Linked DNA regions of Homo sapiens: region 1 is linked to region 2. Evidence: chromatin loops called from intact Hi-C (ENCODE). Cell type or tissue: heart right ventricle. All regions are shown on one strand. Region 1 has its middle 13 kb from the start of HACD4. Region 2 overlaps FOCAD (focadhesin).

Region 1 (5,000 bases), 55 kb before region 2:
AGGTAATGGCTGGAGCAGAAGGCACAGATAAGGGAAAGAGCCTTTAGTTGCATCTTAACCTGCCCTGAGGATGATAGATTCAATTGCTTTAACATGAAGATCTTCCCCTATGGCTGACAGCTGCCATGGAAAATGAAATGGTGATGGATGGGTATCTGAATAGCTTCAGATGTAATTAAGTTGCAGGGGGGAACATCCTGTGGGACGCAGACTGGAATTTTAGATTAGTGTAAATGCAAGCCAAACCTTCTGTTTAGTTAATACTGCCTTCTAGAGTTCTGAAGCAAATTTTAATTCAGCATTTGTAAAACAGTACATATGTGAAAGCACTGTTCAATCATTTGAGTAGGCCTGAGTTAAAATACTAGCTTTACCACTTGCTAGCAGTGCTAACTCTGGGTAACTCAGATCATCTGTGTTCCAGTTTCCTCATCTGTAAAATGGAAATAATAAACAGTACTCCCATTGCAGCTTTGTTGGAGGAGCAAATTAGTTAACCCACATAAAGTGTTCAGAATAGTGACTAGCAAGAGTCAACCCTCAATATATTTAGCTATAGTTGGCATTATAATTATTACCATCATTTGCTCTTATATTGATCAGTTTCTATCAAAGTCATTTTACAGATGAGGCAAATTGGCTTCACATGAGTAAATGATTTTCTTTGTGCCCAATCCCAAGCCAGAATTACAGCAAAATTTCCAAACTTCCACTCATACACAGCCTAGTCTCTGTTAAATATGAACAAACCTTTACATGAAGGGCATTACAATTGCAAAGCAGTCTAATTATTTTTACATAAGAATTGAAGCAATAAAAAAAATTAGGCTCAGGTTCATTTCGTCATACCTGCACTGGATCACAAGGTCTACAAAAGTTAAAACAAATTAATTGTATTGGAGGAAAAAATAACAGTAAAAGAAATTAAAAGGAAGAAATGTTGATATCTGGTAAAATATCCAACCTGATATCATTCATAAGCAGCCCTAAGTTCTGTGGGGCCTTGAAAGGGCTATGATATGAATATCAACAGAACAGCAAATCAGTACTAAGTTTTCATGTAAGAAACACACCAAGGAAGCCATTTTCATGATTTTCATTTTGTAGGGAGTCACAACACTCCTCTCCATCCTCGAAATGCCAGCACTTAGCACCTCACTTGGCACAAAATTTGTGTGTGACAATGTGGGTTTGAATTGAGTGGAAAAGTAAGTTAAAGAGTTGAAAATGATCTAAATCTCCTTTGAAAACGGACAGAAGTATACCATCCACTATAATACAGAAAATAAAATGGAAACATTCAATGATTCATAATCTGTAACAATAGAGATGATTCTAAAGAGATAAGACAAAAATCAGGTATATTAAGGATTGGAATGCACCAAATAATTACAACTTATAGATTTATTTTTATGCTATGCATAAACTAAGACAGGAATAATTTAGTTTTCCAAAGGTCAAATGGTGGGAAAAAGTAGGGGAAATGAAGAGAGATAGGGAACAACACTCACATGGATGTGGGTCCTACACAAACTATAGCAACATTCATAAATATCAAGTTCCCATTTCAAGAGCTCTTGAGGGGATCCATGCAGAATAAGGTTTATTTATAACTGCGACTAAGTTCTTGATAAAGGAGTAAATAGTATTAGTGTTTCATTTTGAAAATCAGAAAAGTGTATACTATATTTTACAACTTCTATAAGAAATCTTTACTTTTTTAAAGATTCCTGTGATTGAAGTTTAAGTGTCAGTTATATAGAGAGTTCACCTGTATAACAATTCTGGATTGGATGGAATAATTGGTATCGCACTGTAAATGATGATAGAACTTGACAATAAATCAACTCTATAAATCTTTCAGGCACTGGACAAGAAACAGTCCACGGCTATGGTCCCTGAGAGAAGGATAACACCAGCTTTCTGCCTAGGGGAAGTTTCCAAGCCATGGCACAGGGAAGTGAATTCCTATTGGAAAGCAGCACTCCTGCTGGAGAGAGAAAACAAATATTGGAGTTCAAGGCGGCTGAAGAGGCTAGAAGTGTGCTATTAGAAATTAGAAAGAGCCATGCAGTGATGGATCTCCAGATGTCTTCATAGGTGTCCTCTAGTGTCTTTTGCCAAATGCTAACCTATGCAATCACAAGGCAGGGATCTGCAATGCCTGGCTGACAGCAGCTACTAGAAGCTGAGAGCCACACAGAGACTCCAGAGGCTTTTCCACAGAGAAAGGTGTGGCAGTTCCAATCAGCCAAAAAAGAAAGACTTTACTGAAGACCCTGCTTATTTAGTTGAGACCTGAGACAGGTCATGTTTTAGAAGGGCTACTCTAACGCAAGGCTAATGGCCGCTCTACATCTGCCCTAAGCAAAAACAAGCTTGGGCAGGATCAAGCTGCCTGACAGTAAATCAACTGCCTGCTAGCACAAAATCCAATATTTTTAAAAGTATAACAAAATCCAGAAATGGTATGAGACGAAAAGAGAATCTATGTGACAGAATGAAGAGTTTCAGAAATTGTACACAAGTGGGTAAAGATTTCCTCCTCATTTTAAAATTTATATAAAAGGCAATTGACTTTCTAAAACAAAAACTAGGCCAGGCGCGTTGGCTCACGCCTGTAATCCCAGCACTTTGGGAGGCCGAGGCGGGCGGATCACAAGGTCAGGAGATCGAGACCATCCTGGCTAATACGGTGAAACACCGTCTCTACTAAAAAAATACAAAAAATTAGCCGGGCGTTGTGTCGGGCGCCTGTAGTCCCAGCTACTCGGGAGGATGAGGCAGGAGAATGGCGTGAACCCGGGAGGCGGAGCTTGCAGTGAGCCGAGATCGCGCCACTGCACTCCAGCCTGGGTGACAGAGCGAGACTCCGTCACAAACAAACAAACAAACAAAACTAAAATTTATTGTTTTATATGTAGAAGCAAAATGTATGACAGAATACAGAAATAGCAGAAATTAGGAAAGTGAACAAATGGAATTTTGTTGCAAGTTTCTTAAAATACAGCGAATGTGATGTGCTATAATATTCAGTGTATGTTATGATTATGATACATCTGATAATTCCTAGAGAGATCATTAAAAGAATCAAAATTGTAGCTAAAAAGCCAATAGAAGAAACAAAATGGGATTCCCAAAAGTACTTGATAATTCCAAAAATGTCAGGCAAGGAGGAAAAAAAAATTAAACAGGTAAATAGAAAATAAATAGCAAAATGGTAGATATTAACCCAATCATCGCGATGATTGCCTTAAGTGTAAACTAAATAATTAAAAGGCAGAGATTGGCAACTAGATTAAAAAAAAATAAAACCCAGCTGTGTGCTGTTTATAAGAGACACACGCAAAATGTTAGAAAAATGCTAAAAGTAAAGGAATAGGACCAGATATAACATGCAGTCACTTGTCATAAGAAAACTTTAGAGTAACTATTAGTGTCAAACAAAGTAGACTTCAAGCCTAATATACTGGCAAACAAATCTATCAACACATGAAAACGATGACACATCTTGACTAAGTGTGAGGTTCGGTCCAGTAATGCAAGCTTGCTTCATCACATTAACAAATATAATCTCAATAGATGCAGAAAAGTCCTTTGATGAAATTCCATACCTATTCCTGATTAAAAACAAAAAAAACTCTCAGCAAACTAAGAATAGAAGAAAATCTCCTTAATCTAACAGAATATCTACAAGGCTTCAACTGCTAACTTCATACTTAATGAAGAAAAAGACTTAATGATTTCTCCCTAAGAACAGAAATAAAGCAAGGATGTCCACTCTTACTACTTCTATTCAACATTTTATTGTGGATTGTATCCAGAGTAATAAGCATGTAAAAGAAATAAAAGGCATAAAGACCTGGAAGAAAGAAATAAAACTCACTTTCTTCACAGATGGCATAACCTCATTCTAAGGAATTTAACAAAATTAAGTACTAGAACTAGTAGAATCTTAGCAGAATACAAGGTCAATATCCAAATAATTGTCCTCTAAAAGAAAAAACAGGCAAATATTTTTGCCAATCTTAGGGTAGGTAAATATTTCTTAGAGATGACACAGAAAATGCTAATCATAAAGAAAAATCAAACTTTATCAAAATTAAAACTTCTTTTCATCAAAAAATACCATTAAGAAAATGAATCTGTCAGAATCTGAGTTAAAAAATGAATAGTTGTATATTATAATATATGCACAATACATACATCTGACAAAGGCCTTGTATTCATATTATACGAATTCTTATACTTCAATAATAAGACATACAACCCTATAAAATGGAGAAAACACTTGAAGAGACACTGCACAAAAGAAGATATATAAATGGTTAAATAAGCACATGAAACCACACTTAACATACTTCATCAGGGAAATGAAATTAAAATTGCAATGATATACTATTATATACCTATGGAATGGCTAAAATTAAAAACACTGATATATTACCAAGGATGTGGAACTCTCATTCATCATTAGTGGGTATGTAAGTGATACAATTACTCAGGAAAACTATTTGGCAGTTTCTTATTAAATATATATATATATATATTTACCCTATAATTCAACAATTCCATTCCTAAATATTTACCTAAGAGAAGTGAAAACAAATTTCTACAAGTAGACTTGTACAAGGATGTTACTAGCTTTCTTCATAATATTTTCAAATTGAGAACAATCCAACTGTCTATCAAGAGAATGGAGAAACAAATTGTGTTATATTCATAAAATGGAATACTACTCACCAAGAAGATGAACCACTGATACATGCAGCAGCTTGGAGGAATCTCGAAAACATTATGCTCAACAAAAGCCAAATATGAAAGAGTACATAATGAGCCCACTTATAGGTTTCAGAACAGACAAAACAAATCTGTAGTGATAGAAATAAGTCACAAGGAAGGGACATGTGACAGGAACCAGTCAACTGAGAAGACATGAAGAACTTTCTGGGGCAACGGAAATGTTCTATATATTCATGAGGAGTGAGTTATCTTGGGTA
Region 2 (5,000 bases):
GCTAATTTTTGTATTTTTTTCTTAGTAGAGACAGGGTTTTACCATGATGGCCAGGATGGTCTCGATCTCTTGACCTTGTGATTCAACTGCTTTGGCCTCCCAAAGTGTTGTGATTACAGGTGTGAGCCACCATGCCTGGCTGCTGATACAGGTTTTAAGAGGGAGGTAGACATGGGCCCAGAGGGCCTCCTGTGTGCCAGGAACATTATCTCTCATCACTCTGATGGGCCCAGAGAGATTAAAAACCTTGCCCAAGTCCACCCTCAATGTATAGCCGAGTTAAGATTTGAACCCAAGTACACTTGGCTTCAGAGCCCTATGCTCTTTCTTTGCATCATGCTGCCTCCCACCTGGTTCTGTGTGCAGCTTGGTCTAGGCTCCTAGGCTGGGCAGTAAATAGAAAACACATCAGATATAAGCCCCCATTTCTGAAATAAAATATGTTTCTGTAGATGAGAACAGTTGTGCCCAAATGGATATGAAACAGAAAATTGAAATGCAAGAGAAATGGCATAAAATAATTCACTAGGTAGAGCCAAGCATGTTAACCATGAATAAATCCTGCAAATGAGGTGGAAACTCATAGTATTTATGAGTTTGGCTGATCTCTCAGGATGCAGCCTGAATTGTTTTTGAATTAGATACAGGGTAATTTAATCAATGACTGAATGCTGCCAATCTTGGTTCACTAAAAACACATACATTGGTGATAGGTAATAGGCATTTTAGTTTCACATATAGAAGCTAGATTGAAGAAAGAGTAAAATAGGGAGAAAAAGAAAATATTCCTAATTCCCTGCTTTAATCAAAAATTTTTTTCTTTGTTGATTTTCCTTTTCTCAGTTTTGTGCTATAATATCCAACCGATAAGCAAAAAAGTCAAGCACTACAAATATATAATCAATGCAAGAGGTCTACATTGTAGTCCAAAGGGAACGTGGTATCCCAGTCCAGAAATAATATATGGGAAGACCACATTTAAATTTTTTTTTTTTTTTTTTTTTTTGAGACAGAGTCTCAATCTGTCAGCCAGGCTGCAGAGCAGCGGAGGGATTGCGACTCACTGCAACCTCCGCCTCCTGCGTTCAAGCGATTCTCCTGCCTCAGTCTCCTGAGTAGCTGGGATTATAGGCACACACCACCACACTCGTCTAATTCTTGCATTTTTAGTAGAGACAGGGTTTCATCATGTTGGCCAGGTTGGACTCGAACTCCTGACCTCACGTGATCTGCCTGCCTTGGCCTCCCAAAGTGCTGGGATTCTAGGTGTGAGCCACTGTGCCCAGCCAAAATTTGATTTTAAATGGGACACAAAGCACAAAATTTGGGGCAGCAATACTAATGCTTATCAGGTTTAAGAAAAATAAAAGGCATTTTAGTTGAGATACTTGGTGGAGTTGTGCATAGCTAAACTATGGGTCTACAGTTCAGAAATGTTTTTAAAGATTAATGTTCAGATTTCAAGAATAAGCAAAAAAAAGTTAGTTTGAAGCTTTCAACTTCATAAAAATCCAGTTTTGATTAAATGAGATTCAAAAAAGAATCTTTCAACCAACTGTATTAAGGACAGGTCAGAAACATATAATGAGAAGTACAGTAAGCACAGTTATGCTTTGCAGAACAGCTAGTAGCCTGGGGAACCTCAACATTAAAAACCAAAAAATGTTTCCTTTTGGGTCATATGTTTTAACAATTCAAAGTAACACATGTTCACATACAAAGCCCTCAACATGACGCAATGTCATCTTCCCCTTCACCCAACTCCTTCTCCCGCCCCACCCCTACTCCAGAAGAGGAACTAGACTGAACAGCAAACTAAACAATTTAGGTTTTCCTGAGGGCAAGGGTGATACTATCAGACCTTTACAAAGCTCTGTTTGGCATCTAGCACAGACCAGGGCACACTGGGTGCCTGGAGCATATCTGTGCAATGGAATAAGCTATGGGGAACCTTAAAGATGCTACAAGAAGATGGATGCTCCCGACCCACATTTCCTGGCAGAAAACTTCCTGACCCACCCAGGCATTGTTGATCAACTCCTTCCCTTGCTCATCACCACTGTATCTTACTTATCACACGATTTGCAATCCTGAATTTGCCTTCCCGTCGACCCTCACCTTGAGATTCTGAGCTCTGAGACATACTCACCCTTTCCTCCCCAGGATCAAGAAAACAAGTGCCTTCAATAAATGAAGTATGGACTTTTCCTCCACCTCACTCCCAGCTGTAAGCAAGCTGCCACCTTGTTGTTTAATCAGCAGTTGCCCCGAGCCTGGGCTAGCCTCAATCTCTGAGACTCTGCATCTGGCTGAGATATGGGGCTGGGTAGGAAAGTCTGTGGTGTGATTCAAGACGCACTTAACTCCCACCTCAATTCTACAGTAGAAACTGCTGAAGAGACAATGGCTGCCTGCCCTGCTAAGCAGGTGGCTGCCAGCCTCACCTTCTGGGTCTGTTCCTTCCATGGCTCTTTCTGCAGCAGCAGAGCCATGCTATTGGGAAGGAGAGTGAGAACCTCCTGCAGAGTGACCCTGTGCATTGGACTCCTGCCAAGGAAGCTTGGTACTGGCCCAGCCGGGCCATTCTCCTGATGCCATGGCAACCAACTGGCACTGAGGCCGAGGAGGAGAGGGGCAGTGTGGTCAGCCCATGCAACCACTGCGGTTGCAAATATCAGCAAGAAGAAGTCCAAAGCCTACGATGAAAATAGAAATGACGTTAGGTCATATTTTTTAACAATTCAAAGTAACACATGTTCACATACACAGCCCCTGTCGTGAGGCAATGTCATCTTCCCCTTCACCCAACCAGTCCCTCCTGCCCTACCCCCACCCAGAAGAGGAACTGAACTGAACAGTAAACTCAGTTTCCATGTTTAATGAAGATACATTTTGGGGCTTTAGAAGATTTTTGAAGTCCCTTTATGTGAAGGCAGAAGACCCAACAGTTTCATTATTATCGCTCTAACATTTCAGGAGAAACATCGTTTATTCAATTCCTAATCACATCAAGATCCAAACATTCCTCTGTTTTGATGTTTTCAAAGAGCTTACAAAATGAAGAAATATTTATGGTTATGTGGGCAAAACTAATTTTTAAAAATATGTATACTCTGATTCTACTTTTGAGCAAGTCTTTCTTCATTTTTTTTAAAAAATGTTTTAAGAAATGGGGTCTCACTATGTTGCCCAGAGTGATCTTGAACTCTTGAGCACAAGAAATCCTCCTGCTTCAGCCTCCCAAGTGGCTGGGACTATAGACATGTGCCATTGTGCCCAGCTTCTTCATGCATTTTAAACACCTGTCCAGGATCTATCCATTTAGATTTCAGACTAATCTAGACAATCATAGAAATGGTGATTATAGGAGCCACCTCTGAGTAGTTGGATTACTGTGATTTAAACTACACTTCTTTCTGCTTATCTGTATTTTCTCAGTGTTTTAAGGTTTTTGTAAGAAAACAGAGAAAGTTAATAAAAACTTAGGAAATCAGAAGAAAGAGGACAGATCACGCAAGTTCAAAAAAAGTTTAAAAAGTACTTCCTAATCTCTTAAAATTCCTAAACTCACAAATTAAAATTTCAAAAAGACATACAACTCTTCAGAAAAACTGGGCAGAACTTCAAAAAACATCCCAGGTTATGCAAATTTGACTCACACAGCAAACAGAATACTCATGAAGCATGCCTACAGAAAAAAAATTCTGCTATTACAAAATGCACAGCTGCCAGCTAAGTCAACACAATGAAGGAAAGCAGGAAAGAGCTGTCTTCGTCTTATTAATCTTTTATTTTTAAACTTACCCAAACCTAATACTAGCGGTTCTTACTTTTTTTGAGTCATAGGTAATTTTGCAGGTGTGATAAAAATTCCCCTCCATATATGCACACATGCACATAAGTATTGGCACACATAAGATTATCTGCATACACTCCAGGAACCTCTTCAAAGCAGGCATTTTTAGCCATATGCTGGCCAGTGTGGAGGCCAGAGCCCTATATTCCCACATCCTTTATGGGATCAATCCCAGCTACACAGGAGCTTGGGTTCTCTCTCTCCCAAGTGTCCTTTGTGTTCTGTCTGTCAAGAAACATATTTTGTTGAAAATATTTCTCAAAGGGCAGCCTTGGGTGTCTCCAAGAGCTTGGTAAGAATACCAGTTTTCTTGCGGCATCAGAGAATCATTAAGTGTGTCTAAAATAAAAGGAAAGAGGGAAAGAAAAGCTGCAAACAGCAACGTGCTCCTCTTTTGGGAGCATATATTTTAGGTTGGTGCAAAAGTAATTGCAGTTTTTGCCAATTAATGGCAAAACCGCAATTACTTTTGCACCAACCTAATATAAGTTCTGTATTTTAAGGAAGCTATAAACTACTCCTCTAGATTTTACCTTGTCAAGAGCCGTATTGTGAAAGGATGTTGACTGGTAAGCAACATTTCTAATATAACCCATCAGTTCCAAGAGCCACTCCATTCTCTTCAAAACGCCTGAAATGAAAAGGGTATTTTCTTACTAGACCATGGTTTTCCTTTGAAATGTAAAACAGATCAGTAACAACCATCATAACTAAAGCAGAACACCTGGTGAGGATTCCATTAACCAGTTTCATGTTCCCTTGCAATACCCGAGACTTGTGACTGCCTGTGAGAGAGTTCTTTGACATTATTCACATCAGATAACAGTATTTTGGTCTTTGATTTTCAAAAGCCAATTTATTCTTTAAATCTCCCTGACCACTAGTGATAAAATGCATTTGTTGGAGTTTCTCTCTCAAAATTAAACACACTAGGAGAAATCTGGCATGCCAACTAACTAGCAATGTTGAATTGTTGACAATTATTTGTTTTTATAGTTCTCCTTTGCTTCAGTGTTCCCAATTTATGCCAAATCACAGAGGAAACCTAACCCAAAGACATGTAAAGAAAAACAAAATACAGCCATTATATTTCCATTAGCAGCAATATTGACTTTTTTCCCTTTTAATTTTGTTTTTTAAAAAA

The links. Peaks named below come from ENCODE experiments on the same cell type or tissue, not always from the same donor. Only the 100,000 strongest peaks of a DNase experiment are listed, where the experiment ranks them.
Region 1: a loop joins it to region 2, with 2.1 times the contacts of the local background. A loop is called at or near these places in 7 of 110 quality-filtered maps.

Annotation. Positions count from the first base shown.
Region 1 is chr9:21,042,541-21,047,540 of GRCh38, reverse strand. No RefSeq gene overlaps it. Among named protein-coding and RNA genes, the nearest start is that of HACD4, 13 kb to the right of the region's middle. In heart right ventricle, no CTCF peak of the experiment used is centred here; no DNase peak of the experiment used is centred here.
Region 2 is chr9:20,987,819-20,992,818 of GRCh38, reverse strand. FOCAD (focadhesin) reads right to left here. Exons shown (of 44, transcript NM_001375567.1): 41 at 4,390-4,487; 42 at 2,445-2,696. Among named protein-coding and RNA genes, the nearest start is that of HACD4, 41 kb to the left of the region's middle. In heart right ventricle, no CTCF peak of the experiment used is centred here; a DNase peak (open chromatin) is centred at 2,688.